2 separate regions of the Homo sapiens genome follow, and region 1 is linked to region 2. Evidence: chromatin contacts called from ENCODE Hi-C or POLR2A ChIA-PET data. All regions are on one chromosome and are shown on one strand. Each heading gives the region's core, a stretch centred on a gene start or an enhancer-like site at or near the end of the contact. The rest is flanking DNA. Distances are from core to core; before and after follow the strand shown. Region 1 overlaps IUR1 (imatinib upregulated ABL suppressing lncRNA 1). Region 2 overlaps FCHSD2 (FCH and double SH3 domains 2).

Region 1 (7,207 bases), core at 3,734-6,233, 140 kb before region 2:
TCCTGCAACTTAAAGGTATCCAGGGAGATATAGCAAATGTAGCAAGGTATTAACAATTGATGCTTGTAGGCAAAAAGTATGCCATTGTTCATGATACTAATCTTTCAATTTTTCCATGGATTTAAATTTTTTAAAGTTTTTTTGGGAAAAAAAGCAAGATATAAAACCATACACACAATGGGAACCAAAAATTGGAAGGAGAGAACACTAAACAATAAAACAAAATCTTCGTGACCTCGAGTTAGGCAAAGATTTTATAAATATAATACCAGAAACATGATCTGTAAAGGAAAAATATTTGTAAATTGGACTTCATCAAAATTAAGAACATTTGCCTTTTGAAAGAAACCGTTAGGAGAATGAAAAGACATGCTACTAACTGGGAGAAACTATTGCAGTACACATATCCAAGAAAAATTTGTATCTGCAATATAGAAAGAACTCTCAAAACTCAATAATAAGAAAACAAACCACCCAATTATGAAAAAAGAAAGGAGGCAAAAGATTTGAACAGATATTTCACCAAGTAGGTGTATGGATAGTAAATAGGCACATGAAAAAATGCTCAAACACATCATTACCTATTAGGAAAATGAAAATTAAAACCACAATGAGATACCACTACACATCTATTAGAATGGCTAACATTAAAAAGACTGACCATACCAGGTGTTGGTGAGAATCTGGAGAAACTGGAACTCTCACACACTGCTGGCAGGAGTGCATAATGGGGGAATCACTTTGGAAGACATCTTAGCAGCTTCTTAAAAATTAAAACACAAACCTACCATATAACCCAGCCACTCCACTTCTAGATATTTACTCAAGATAAATCAAAGCATATGTCCAAAGACTTATACACAAATGTTCAAAGCAGCTTTATTTGTAAAGCAGCTTTATTTGTAATAGCCTCAAACAGGAAACAGCTCAAATGTCCATCAACAGGTGAATGGATAAACAAATTGTGGCATAGACATGCAATGGAATACTACTGTGCAAAAAGCAATGAACTGGTGGATAACTTCTGGAATGGTGGCATGAGCAGCTCTGCAAACCTTCCAGACCTTCTTTCCAGCAGAACAAGTAAAACTGCTAAAGTTATACATACATAATTATCTATTTATATTTATATTGATATCAATATAGATGTATGTTCCTGGGAATTGTCCTAAGGGCATACAGCAGATGAAGAAACATTTATTCAAGAAAACCTACTAAATTTCAATAAGAATAGTAAGAGTCTGGGACATTTGAGCTACGACTTGCTCATTCCCTGGCCCCGTGCACCTCCAGCTCAGCATGATGGAAACTCCACTCCAGGCAGATGAAGCCAAGAATGCAGGGCTCCTTCTTCTCTGAGATCCCAATCCTCTCAGCTCTGTGTTGCTGGAAAAATTTGTTAGCCACCTGCAAAAGAACAAAGTTGGAATCTTACTTTATTCCACATGCAAAAATTAACTCAAAATGGATCAAAGACCTAAATGTAAAAGCCAAAACTATAAAACTCTTAGGAGAAAACATAGGGATAAGTCTTCATGACCTTGGATTTGGCAATGTATTATTATTATTTTTTCTTTGAGACAGAGTCTTGCCCTGTTGCCCAGGCTGGAGTGCAGTGGTGCAATCTCGGTTCACTGCAACCTCCGCCTCACAGGTTCAAGCAATTCTCATGTCTCAGCCTCCCAAGTAGCTGGGACTACAGGCATGCACCACCACACCCAGCTAATTTTTGTATTTTTAGCAGAGACAGGGTTTCACCATTTTGGCCAGGCTGGTCTCGAACTCCTGATCTCAAGTTATCCACCCGCCTTGGCCTCCCAAATTGCTGGGATTATAGGCATGAGCTACCACACCTGGCCTGGCAATGTATTCTTAGAACACCAAAAGCACAATCAACAACAAGAATGGGGGAAAATATTTGCATATTATGTATTGGATAAGGAATTTGTATCTAAAATATATAAAGCATGGTTATAGGCTGGGGGCTGTGGCTCACACCTGTAATCCCAGCACTTAGGAAGGTCGAGGCAGATGGATCACTTGAGCCCAGGAGGTCAAGGCTGCAGTGAGTGGTGACCATGCCACTGCCCTCCAGCCTGACAGAGCAGAACCCTGTCTCAAAATAAATAAATAAATAAATAGAATAAAAAGAACAAGGATACCAAGAACCAAATGCAATGAAAGAACATTGACTGGATCTTGAATTCCTCCTCCATACTCCCCCAAACTCCCCAAAATAGCTGTAAAATCCATTTTGGGAAAGTTGGGAGATATAGGAATATGGGCTGGATATTAGATGATAGTATGGAATTATTGCTTTTCTTACTATTATGATTGTGGTTATGTATGAAAAATCTTTGGAGCTGCACACCAAGGTGTTGGGGGTCATTCAGTGTCATGGTACCTGTGACTGCTTTCAAATGGGTTCAATTTTTTTTTTTTTTGAGACAGTGTCTCACTCTGTCACTCTGGCTGTAGTGCAGTGGCGTGATCTCAGTTCACTGCAGCCTTGACCTCCCAGGCTCAGGTGATCCTCCTGCCTCAGCCTCCTGCGTAGCTGGGACCATCATGCGCAGCTAATTTTTGTATTTTTAGTAGAGACAGAGATTTGCCACGTTGCCCAGGCTGGTCTTGAACACCTGGGCTCAAGCAATCTGCCTGTCTCAGCCTCCCAAAGTGCTGGGATTACAGGGATGAGCCACCACCGCACCTGGCCCTAGTTCAAATTTTAAAAAATGACAAAGCAATGAATGAAATAAGGCAAAACATTAATCGTTGAGTCTAGAAGAACGTATGGGTGCTCATTTGCTTATTGTATACTTTTTTCCTTTGTATTTGAACATTTTATTTTTTAAAAAATCAGAGGGAGGCTGGGCACAGTGGCTCACGCCTGTAATCCCAGCATTTGAGAGGCTGAGGCAGGTGGATCATTTGAGGTCAGGAGTTTGAGACCAGCCTGGCCAACATGGTGAAACACCGTCTCTACCAAAAATACAAAAACTAGCTGGGCATGGTGGCATGTGCCTGTAATCCCAGCTACCTGGGAGGCTGAGGAAGGAGAATTGCTTGAGCCCGGGAGGTGGAGATTGCGGTGAGCCGAGATCATGCCACTGCACTTCAGTCTGGGTGACTGGGTGAGGTCCTGTCTCAAAAAAAAAACAATCAGAGGGAAACATGAAAAAGCAATCACCTGCTGGGTATACAACAGAGCTTCTCTGGGTTCAGGAAATGTAGAAAGAAGCCTGAAGTTGGGGGGTAGGCAGCCCAGGTGGGGCCAAAATCTGGAGCCCTCAAGCTTCCCCCTAGAAGGAAATATGCCAGGGGGATTGGCAATGGGGAGGAGCCCCTTTACCTGGCCTCAACCCATGCCAGCAAGGTGCAAATAAGTGGCTTTCTATGCATTTTCTCATTTAATCCTCACCACATCCCATGAGTCAGGTACCATTATTATCCCCATCAGTTGAGGAACCTGAGTCTAGAGTTAAATAACTGCTTAAAGATCCTTCTCCAATCTAAGGGCTGGGCCTGGGCTTCTTGGAGGCCAGGGAAGTCATAGGTTTGTGTCCCCTCAGATCAGCCTGTGGGCAGCCCGACCTAGCTCCTGCCCTGGGGGAAGAGGGGAGGCTTTCAGGAATCAGGACCTCCTCTAGGTAACCAGACCCAGAGGGAATGGGGTTGGAGTTTGAGGCAGGGGCTCTGTACCTGCCCAGACATTGAAGGTCAAGAAAGGAGGTAGGTATGGGGCAAGGAAATTCAGACAAGCTGTGTCGGCCACAGGTACCCAGGGTTGTGACTTTTCAGACCTCGTATTCTGGCACTTCTTCTGCTGTCCCCCTCCTCTCCACACCTGTCACCCTCAAGCTTATACACACAAGCTCACTCTTCCATGCCTTCGCATAGTCTGTTCCCTGAGCCTGGAATGCCCACGGCTCACAAGATGAATTACTATCATTCTTCAAGACCCAGTTCCAAGTCCCTGGCTCTGAGCTCCCTTCCCCACCCTACTTTTTTCTATTAGATTACAATTGATTCCTTGAGGGTCCCCAGGCCTGCATAGGACCTGGCCTAGAAGACAGTGAGAGTTACATTGATGGCAATGCCTCTTTTTCTTGACCCTGTGGTACTCAGCGACCCTCCTCGGCCCCGGGCTTTCTGCTGTCACAGCCTCCACATCCTGAGTGGTCACTCTCTGTGGGTCTTCTCCCCTCACATCTGGGGTCACAATTTCTTCTATGTCCCCAGCGCCTAGCATGGGGTGGCTCAGAGGTCCCACAGAGAGCGAAGGTTTGTGGTTGCATCTCTAGCGGGACTCATGTCACACCGACTGGGCACCAGGTGGCACTGTCAGCCCAAGTAAGGGTTGGGGAGCCCCAGGCCCTAAGCCTCTGGCTCTGGTACAGCTTGGCACACACAGATGGGGCGGAGTTGTCAAAGCCCCAAATTCCAGAGCTGCTTCTCCTCACCCCATCCAGTGCGCTTATGCCTGATTTTAAAGCTTAGGATGTCAGGGATGGATTGAGAGTGGGGAGTCTTCAGTCCCCAAATGCAGACAGGAATAGCAACCTTCACGAGGCCACACAGCTGAACCTAGAGAACCCAGATGAGAGGGGTCCAGGTGGGCAAGCGGCCAGCTAAGCACCAGTCATTTCCTCCAGACTCTGCCACAAAGGACTGTGTAATGGGACAGCCCCTTCCCTTCTCCGAGTCTGCATCCTTCTGCCTCATGTTGGTAGCGAGAGCTGAGAAAATGGCCAGAGTGCCGGGTTCTGGTCCTGATTCTGGTTCTCGTGTGCTGCTGTGGCCTGTGCCTACTTCCCTGAGCCTAAGGGATCCTGACTGTTAAATGGGGGCTGGACCCAAGAGCTCTGAGCTGCCAGGACTCCAGGATCCTCACTGGGTAGGAGAGGCCTGTGTGTGGGGCCAGTCAGCATCTTGGCCAAGGACAGGCTGCTCTGGGAGCTGCCAGACGGGAAACATTTTCCGGGAGCCGGAAGGGCTGGCAGAGCCCAGGGCCAGGCTGAGCAACCACAATGGATCCTTGTGTAGAGGTTTAGCTTGGACACACCCACAGGCCCAGCCCCTGGGCTGGGGTGGACCCTGCTTTCTGATCTGCTTCCAGACCCAGCTCCTGAACAACCCAACCTAGGTCTAGAGGCAGGAGCATAGGATGGGCTCATGGTCCAGCTCCAGAGTGATGCTCACAGGCTTGGTGCCAGTGTCTGAATCTCCAGCATCAGCCTTTCTGGAATACTGTTGCCTAAATAACCTTACACAAAACTCAACACCCAGCTCTCCAACCAGAAAGGAGTTCCAAGAGGGCAGGGAGCAAGTCTTCTCCTCAAGCCAACTCAGGGAGCTCGGGACAGACAGTTGGACCAGCCTGGTTTGCTGAAGATCCCTGGCTAGGTGATCCATCTGGGACACCTGGGCTCTAGTCCTGGCAGAGCCTTAGTTTCCTCTTCTGCTCATGGGAGGGAAGGAAGATTGTAATACTTGTTTAAGGGGACACAGACACTGGGGCGGGGGGGCTTCAAAAATATCTACACAACCATCCCCCACACCACCCTGCCTCAGGAAGGACTCCACCCAAACCAATCCAGGTAGACTTGACTCATCCTCCCCTCTTCCTGCTCCTCCTGTAGTCCTGCCTGAGGCTCTGTGCTGCCTCTGAAGCAGCCCTTGGGAAGCCCTTCCAGACACCATGTGGGCTGCACCAGTTTCCCCTTCTCTGGCTCCATGGGCTTGTATTCATTGCTCCTCAGGGAATGGGGTCCTGCTGGCCTAATGCTCACAGTCATCTCAGAAGCTGCTGCTGGAGTCTGTGATTTCACCCGGCTCCCGGGGGGATGCTGCATCAATCACCTCTGTGAGGTCCAGCAAACTGTCCTAAGCATGGAAGGAGATGATGCACATGAAGGCTCTGCACATAAACTCTACCGCACCATGTAAAGCCACTGTACTAGGATGAAGAGCTAATATTTACAAGATGGAATTTAAAAGAGAAATGCAAGACTTTGCACTTGGATGGAACAAAAAAAAAAAGGTTGAGGTCTTAGATGAAAGGAATGCAGTGGGACGTGGCCAGCACAAAGGTAGATTTGATGTCTGGCTGCATTAGCAGAGGCAGAAAGCCTCTGGACTCATCCAAGCCTGCTCTCACACCCTCATGCCTGTCTCCAGAAGCAGCCCCTTCAGCTCTGAGACTGCCTTTTGCACACTGAGCTAAGACCAGCCTCTCGTGACATCCCCATAGTCTCCCTTGAGGCACAAAGGGAGCTGCCCCATGGCCTTGAGATTGCCCTATTCAACTGAGAGGAGAGTGGCTCTGCTTCTTCTCTGCTCTGGGTCTGACACCACCTGGGCAGGGCCTACAGCTCTGAAGCCATGCCTAAGAAAGGGGAACAAAGGTCCACAGAAGAGCCAGTTGGGAAGTCGTGGATTCCTCCACTGGTGGGGCTGACCAGCAGCCTGGGACACCCCTCATGTTAGGGCTGTGAGAGTCTACAAATTTCTAAATTGATCTGAGAATCTGAGGTTCTGAGGCCTGAAACCACTTGGAGGTGAGAAACTCAGCAAGCCAGGAGCCATGCTTTTTGTCCATCAGCTGTTTATTTTGTGTGGCTTTATTGCTGAGTGTGGATCAATAGACTTAAAAAAGGAAGAAAGAGAGAGAGAGAAAAAAAGAAAGAAAGAAAGAGAGAAAGAGAAAAAAAGAAACTTTCAGTGGGAGGCAGGGCTCCGCTGTCCAAGGTCACTTCGGTTTATTTTTGTCACTGGGACAACTGGGAGATTGGGAGCAAGGGCAGTGCCTGGAATTTACTCCTGGTTTCCTCCTCCCTACCATGTCCTTGCATTGTCAGCCCTGGGTCCTAAACCCAACCCAGCCTGGGTAAGAACAAGAGTGCAGGCTGTAGAAGTGGGCAGACCTGGGCCAAAGTTCCTGCATTGCCATCTACCATCTGTGCGGCCTTCGGCAAACTGCTTCGCACTTCTGAATCTTTTTCTCTGATTTGTTAAACATGAGCAAAAACATCTGCCTCCAAGGCTGCTGTGGGGATTAGAAGGAAGATGTGTCACATCAGGGCCCTGGTGCATAATAGGTGCTCAGTAAATGTGAGCTCCTTTCTCCTTGCTCCTTGCTCTTTCTTTTCTTCCTTTCTTTTTTTTTTTTTTTTTTTTGAGACAGAGCCTCGCTCTGTCACCCAGG
Region 2 (7,677 bases), core at 3,821-6,320:
TTACATGTGACATATTAATATTTCTTTTCTTTCTTTCTTTTTTTTTTTGGAGACGGAGTCTCTCTCTGTTGCCCAGGCTGGAATGCATTGGCATGTCTCGGCTCACTGCTACCTCCATCTCCCGGGTTCAAGCGAGTCTCTCACCTCTGCCTCTGGAGTAGCTAGGACTACAGGCACGCCCCACCATGCCCAGCTAATTTTCGTATTTTTAGTAGAGATGGGATTTCACCATTTTGTCTAGGCTGGTCTCCAACTCCTGACCTCAAGTGATCCGCCCACCTCTGCTTCCCAAAGTGCTGGGCTTACAGGTGTGAGCACTGCACCCTGCAGAAAGTTAGGTTCTGTTATGGAGGTAGGTTTATGAGGAATCCTAAAGGAATTGCTTACTCCCAGTGAGACAGTCTTGAACTAGACTCTTAGGAATAGATAGGATTTGGAATACACGGATATTCCAGTTTGAAACTGGTTGCAGATAAAAATAAACAGTGATTCTGCAATTATTATGGAGACTTAAGTAATATTAGAAAGAAGTAAGGAGATACACTTGGAAGATACTAAGTTGATACAACTTGATAGAAGATTATGAATACTAGGCTGGGGGTCATTACAGAAGTCAAGCCAAAAAAATGTACTGGAAAAAGAACACTAAAGTGGGAGGCATGTCATAATTTATATGGATATTGGCCTTATTACTTGGTGACAGATCTTTTTTTTCAACTTTTATTTTAGAATCAGGGGAATACATGTACAGGTTTGTTACAAAAATATATTGCATGATGCCGAGGTTTGGAGTATGAATGAATCTATCACCCAGGTAGTGAGCATGCCTAATTATTTTTTCAACCCTTGCCCCTGCCTCACTCCCTGCTCTTGGATTCCCTAGTGTTTATTATTCCCATGTTTATGTCCATTTGTATTCAATGTTTAGCTCCCACTTAGATATGAGAACATGTGGTATTTGGTTTTCTGTTTCTGTGTTAGTTTGCTTAGGATAATCGTTGCCAGCTACATTCATGTTGCTACAAAGGACAAGATTTCATTCTTTTCATGGCTGCATAGTATCCACGCTGTATATGTACCACAGGTGCCCATCAGTGGTGAGTGATCTTGAGTCACTGCCCATTTTTCTTGATCTGAGAGGATTCGACTGGATAAATTATAAGGTCCCTTTAAGAATCAATCAGTCATCAGAATTTCTTTTCCTTTTTTTTTTTTTTTCTTAAAGAGACAGGGTCTTACTCTGTCACCCAGGCTGGAGTGCAGTGGCACAATCATAGCTCACTGCAGCTTCAAACTCCTGGGCTCAAGCGATCTTCCCATTTCAGCCTCCTGAGTAGTTGAGACTAGAGGCATGCACTACCACGCCCAGTTAATTTTTAAATTTTTTAATAGAGACAGATCTCCTTGTTGCCTAGGCTTGGCTTGAACTCCTGGCCTCAAGCAATCTTCCCACCTCGTCATAAGAATTTTTTAGTGATAGATGGTTTTGTTTTTAATATTTCAGCTGGAAAACTATTTTAGCATCTAGCAGAAGACTTGTTTGTGGAAAAAGCTTGACTTGGTGAATCTTTTCATCAGAGTAATCCCTATGTTTCACATATTTCATATAAAAATAAAATAAGTTTCCCACTCTTTAGTGTGAAATTGGTGAGGGATTGGATATAAAAGGTTATGCTCTGGATATCCCAGAGAACTGCCTTCTTCTTTTCCTAAAGTTGTCCACTATGTTTGAGGTTCTGCTCTATGCATAACAAGTGTGATTGCTTTTGGAGGGTTACAAGGTAATGAGGACTCCTATATTCAGAATGTAAAACCCATTTGACAAAGTAAGATAGGTATGCATAAAAGTTACAAATATATACTATCAATAGGGCTATATCTGACTTATATGATTAAATGGCCACATTCATAACATAATCAGTATGGGCCCTAAGTTTTTAGGAAAACATGGTAAGTGGGATTAGAATATCTAAAGACGACAAGAATATTGTGTGGATATGGAGAAAGAATGCATTCTATACCAGAGAAAGGCTGCTATCAAAAACTCAGAGGCAAAAAATAATTTTGGGCATAATTATGAGATAGTAAAAAGATCAGTAGTTGCCAGAAGTTGAGGATGAAGGGGAAGGGACAAATAGCAGAGCACAGGGGATTTTTAGGGCAGTGAAAATAACTCCCTATGATACTGTAATGATGGATATGTCACTATATGTTTGTCCAGACACATAGACTGTACAGCACTAAGAATCCTAGTGTAAACCATGGACTTCAGATGACTGTGTTATGTGTCAGTGTAGGTTCATCCATTGTAAATGTACCACTGTGGTGGGGGATGTTGTTAATGGGGAGGCTATGCATGTGTGGGGGCAAGTGATACATGGGAACTCTCTGTACCTTTCTCTCAATTTTGCCATGAACCTAAAACTGTTCTAAAAAATATGAAGTCTGTAATTTTTAAAAAATGTGAGTATCAAGAGAAGAATATAATAGAATTCTATAAATATCTTCCAGGTGATGAATATGCTCAAAGTCATATGCTCTTGAATTGATATCAGTATTTGGCAGTCCCTATCTGTGTGAAGACATTTGCAAAGATGAAATATTTAAAATCTAATTACAGATCCGCGTTAACAGATGAACGTTTGTAATGGATTTTGATGGTAGGGAACACTAACTTTGAATTTCAATTAAGCAGAATATGTGTATTACAGAAAATTGTACTCAGTTTTTAAAATTTTATCAATAAAAAGTTTGAGGAAAAAATTATGAGTGAACACAATATTTGTGGAGGAAGACTTCTTGAGGGTTGAAATGTTAGTACCTTGTATATAGTAGAAGTTAGGCTTTGTTACACGGATGAATAAATACACAAATAAAATTACCTATTACTCATTGGACTCAGTAAGATACCCAAAGTAGAACTAAAATTTATAGACTTGATTCTACATTTAATAATGACATTGAAAGTTTTTAATCACAGTAATCATGATTATAATTTATCAGGGACTTGCAGTATGCTAGTCATTGTACTCATCATTAAATTTAGGTTTCATTATTATGCCCATTTTACAGTTGAGGAAACTAAAGCTCAAAGTGACTAATGAAATTATTTTCAGTGTCAATTTATAAATAAATAGTAGAGCTTGGATTTGAACCCACATTTATTTGACTCCAAAGACCGATATAACGTTGTGAAATATTGTACAAAATAGTGATTATGAAGCTTGGGTTTTTTTTTTTTGTCTTTTATTTCCTATACTTCTTTGGTTGTTTCTTACCCTTCACACATTTCAAAATTATTATGTTGGCTCCAATACTTTAATGTTTCTAATTGTATATTTTTCTTCCTTTAAAACCTGCCCACAGGTCAACTCCACTGGGAAGCTTGGAAGTCAAATGACCCATGTTCTAATCCCAGTTTTACTACTGGTTCACTTTGAGCCCTGTCCAAGCCAGTCTACTCTTAGCCTTTAGTTTTTTCAACTAAAAGTAAGAAGTTTGCTTAAATATTTGATCATTCTTGTTTTAACAACATTAATAAAAACTGGGCGAGGAGTGGTGGCTCACGCTTGTAATCCCAGCACTTTGGGAGGCTGAGGTAGGCGGATCACAAGGTCAAGAGATTGAGACCATCTTGGCCAACATGGTGAAACCCTGTCTCTATTAAAAATACAAAAATTAGCTGGGTGTGGTGGTGCACGCCTGTAGTCTCAGCTACTCGGGAGGCTGAGGCAGGAGAATTGCTTGAATCTGGGAGGCAGAGGTTGCAGTGAGCCAAGATCGCGCCACTGTACTCCAGCCTGGTGACAGAGCGAGACTCCATCTCAAATAAATAAATAAATAAATAAATAAATAAATAAATAAATAAAAACTGAACATTTCAGTACTGTTCAGTACTTAAAATAGCATTTGGCATATTGTAGAAAATTCTCAGTAAGTACTTATTGAATAGATGAAGGTATTAAGCACTTAATGTATGCCATACATTGGGCCAAGTGCTTTATAAACACTGACTCATTTGCTTAGCAACAATGAAGTAGGTACTATAACTATCTTTATTTCTGAGATGAGGACATCCAAGATAAAAACAAGTTAATGGCCAGGCGCAGTGGCTCATGCCTGTAATCCCAGCACTTCGGGAGGCCAAAGGTGGGTGGATTGCTTGAGCTTAGGAGTTCGAGAACAGCCGGGCAACATGATGAGACCCCCGTCTCTACAAAAAATACAAGCCAGGAGTAGTGGTGCGTGCCTGTAGTGCCAGCTACTCTCTTGAGCCTGGTGGGTGTGGAGGTTGCAAGTGAGCCAAGATCGCGCCACTGCGCTCCAACCTGGGTGACAGAGCGAGACCTTGTCTTAGTACGTACATACATACATACATACATACATACATACATACATACATACATACATACATAAAAATAAAAACTAAAAACAAGTTAAATAACTTGTCAAGGTCCAGGAGTTAAACCTGAGAATGTGTGTCTGTGCTCTTAACCAGTATACTAGTTGTTCCCAATAGTGGCTGCATATCAGAATCACCTGTGAAGTTTGTTAAACTATCAGTGTCTCAGCCCCACCTCTAGAGTCTGACTCAGCAGGTGACATTTATCCTATAGTACTTTAGCTGCCTGTGGAGTGACCTTTTTAAAGGTACTACTTTGCACCCAGAGGATTTTCAGTTGTGTTGTTGACAGACAGATTGACAGTCTTGGTTCTTTTGACTTTTAGTCCTTCTATAATTTATTTTCTTTTGCTGCTTCGAAGTTCTGGTCAAAATTCACCTGATCCTTAATAAGTAAATTGCAATGCTCTATTTACTTTTACTTTAAAATTTGCAGGTCATTTTGTGCAAATAAGTTTATTGAAGTTGAAAAAAATTGGGAAACTTCAACAATGTAGGCGATGTAGTATCAAGAGTTAAAGCTTACTTTGACTGACTTTTTCTTTACTATGAGTATAAATTTGCTGAGTTCTGAGTATTGTGTTTTATTGATGTGGTTCCTAACTTGAGATGTTTTCACAAGAGTGGAAACTTTGATCTCTATTTCCTTGGTACAGGCTCAGCCTCTGGTACCGAATTTTAACATTAGTAACAGTTTCTGGTGTGTAATCATTTGTGTTTTAGGTTAGACAGCTGGAAATTGCTTCTTTCAGGAAGAGGAACGTTTTTGCATGTTTGTGTGCTACCAAAGTCAAATCAGACAGGCTACATGAGAATTTCTAGCTTCATGTTTTGAAGTAGGTGTGAGCACTTGGTCTTAAAAGGCTTTTAAAAAATTCCACTTTAACGTATCTGTAAATATATTTAAAGAAAAACCTTAAAGGGGAGGGAGAGCATTAGGACAAATACCTAATGCATGTAGGGCTTAAAACCTAGATGATGGGTGGATGGGTGCAGCAAACCACCACGGCACATGTATACATATGTAACAAACCTCCACATTCTGCACATGTATCCCAGAACTTAAAGTATAATAAAAATAATTTTTTAAAAAAGAAAAACTTTAGAAAGAAAAAAGCAACTCTTAAAAAAAGATGATATATTTGCTATCGGTATTAAAATTGTCTATTATATTTTCATGATTTCTATTCGTAATAACATGATAAATAAAATTTCTTTAAAACAACATTATTGAATGTTTCTGTGTCATAAGCGTTGTTTACCATCATGTTTCAACTTCAAGTCACGTCATCAAATAGGTAAATACAGTATACTAGTTGTTAACTGGGATGTGGGAAAAAACCTACTTAACCTAGTTAGCTTGGTGTCTTATCCAAGAATACTCATAACTAATTCACAGCAAAGGCAGTACAGTACTCAAACTCAAGTGTTGACTTCAAAGTCCTGGTCTTTTTACTATTGCCAATAACCATAAATTATATAAATTTGTATAGAATTCCATAGTTTGAGTATTTAATTAACATAGTTTTATCCTGGTTTGGGAGTGTGGATATGCTTGTAGTTGCTTCATATCTTTTAATGTTAGAGGAATATTCTTGTGGAAGATGTCTTGTGTAGCGCCCTATAATTCCTCCATTTCTGTGCTACATCTAGTAGATCTAAAATGTGAGGGGTCAGAGTATGTTTATAAGCGGAGACCTTAGAGATTACCTGTTTCTGTCTCTTCTGTTCATAATTCTAAAATTCTTTGCACTAAAACTTGTCCCATTTACATCTCTTTGCCTCCATACTGTGCATATCATCTTTGGACAGGACTAGAGTGGTAGCCTCCTATGGGTCTCCCTGACTGTAGTCTAACTACTTTTTTTTTTTTTTTGAGTCGGAATCTCGCTCTGTTGCCCAGGCTGGAGTGCAGTGGCGCGATCTCAGCTCACTGCAACCTCCGCCTCCCGGGTTTATGCCATTCTCCTGCCTCAGCCTCCCGAGTAGCTGGAACTACAGGTGCCCGCCACCATGCCCAGCTAATTTTTTATATTTTTAGTAGAGACGGGGTTTCACCATGTTAGCCAGGATGGTCTCGATCTCCTGACCTCATGATCCGCATGCCTCAGCCCCCCAAAGTGCTGGGATTACAGGTGTGAGCCACCGCACCCGGCCAATCTAAGTACTCTTAATCCATGTTTCCCACACTGCAGCTAGAATGATTTTTAAATCACATTTTAGTCTGATAATGGCACTGCACTGCTCGCAAGCTTGATTTCCTGTTGTCTTAAGGTAGTCCAAACATAAATCCTTGTGTGATATAGCCCTTACTTATTCAGTCTCACCTTTAAGCCATTCTCCCTTTTACAAGCTCCATGCCAGCTTGTATGAAGTTTCTTGAAGGGGCTATGTTCCCACTTGCACCCCACCTCTCGTTACAGGCTCTTTTTTTTTAGATGTCAATTTTCATTTCCTTTGGGGAAGCCTTCCCTGACTCGATCTCTCTGCTTTATGTTCCCATATACTTTCCTGTTGTAATACCTACACCAAATGGTGACTTCTTGAGTTTTTCCTCTTTGTTGTGCTTTTTTTTTTTCAGTTAGGAAGGTAATAAACATTTGCTTTAAAAATACTGAGCAATTAAGTGATAGAAATAGGCCAAGCATGGTGGCTCACACCTGTAATCCTAGCACCTTGGGATGCCAAGTCGGGAGAATCACTTAAGGCCAGGAGTTTGAGACCAACCTTGGCAATAAAGTGAGACCCTGTCTCTATAAAAAAATTAAAAAAATTAACCAGGCAATGCACACCTGTAATATTAGTTTCTTGGGAAGCCGAGGTGGGAAGATCGCTTAAGCCCAGGTATTTGAGGCTGCAGTGAACAATGATTGTGCTGTTGTACTCCAGCCCGGGCAACAGAGTGAGACCCCATCTCTTAAAATAAAAAAACATTGAACAATCCAGTGGTATAAAGAATAAAAACTAAAAGCTCTTACTTTTGAACCTCATTTCCAAGTTCATATGTATTCTAGAGTATATATGCTTACATGTTTTTTAAATTAAAATAGGACCGTGCTATTCATTTTTCTGCAGCTTATATATTTTTATTAAATATTTGAGACTATATAGCACATTCTCTTTAATAATTGTGTAACATTGCAGCATACTGATGACCATAATTTAGTTAATAGTTCCTCTTGGTGGATATTAATTTTTTAAATTAATCCCTGGCAGAATATACATACCAGAAGAACATTGATAATACCCATAATGTTTATTGCTATTCCCCCAGC

Evidence for each region. Hi-C counts contacts between places; a loop is a spot of excess contacts on that map. ChIA-PET counts read pairs that join two places held with the same protein, here RNA polymerase II (POLR2A). Pooled maps may share reads with other maps.
Region 1: a pooled map shows a loop between it and region 2 (5-fold over the local background). The contact joins two enhancer-like sites. A Hi-C loop is called at or near these places in 5 of 37 single-sample maps with no recorded cell type and 8 of 50 pooled maps. POLR2A ChIA-PET finds 5 or more read pairs at or near these places in 3 of 52 experiments (CD4-positive, alpha-beta T cell, activated CD4-positive, alpha-beta T cell and activated naive CD4-positive, alpha-beta T cell).

Annotation. Positions count from the first base shown.
Region 1 is chr11:73,175,372-73,182,578 of GRCh38, reverse strand. The region is part of intron 1 of IUR1 (imatinib upregulated ABL suppressing lncRNA 1); the gene reads left to right. Among named protein-coding and RNA genes, the nearest start is that of IUR1, 3.9 kb to the left of the region's middle. RefSeq lists an enhancer at 4,479-4,528. Within about 2 kb of position 4,983, at least 24 of the 41 ENCODE cell types and tissues checked have a DNase peak (open chromatin) inside an H3K27ac peak, as active enhancers do.
Region 2 is chr11:73,031,889-73,039,565 of GRCh38, reverse strand. All of the region lies in intron 3 of FCHSD2 (FCH and double SH3 domains 2), which reads left to right. Among named protein-coding and RNA genes, the nearest start is that of FCHSD2, 110 kb to the left of the region's middle. Within about 2 kb of position 5,070, at least 3 of the 41 ENCODE cell types and tissues checked have a DNase peak (open chromatin) inside an H3K27ac peak, as active enhancers do.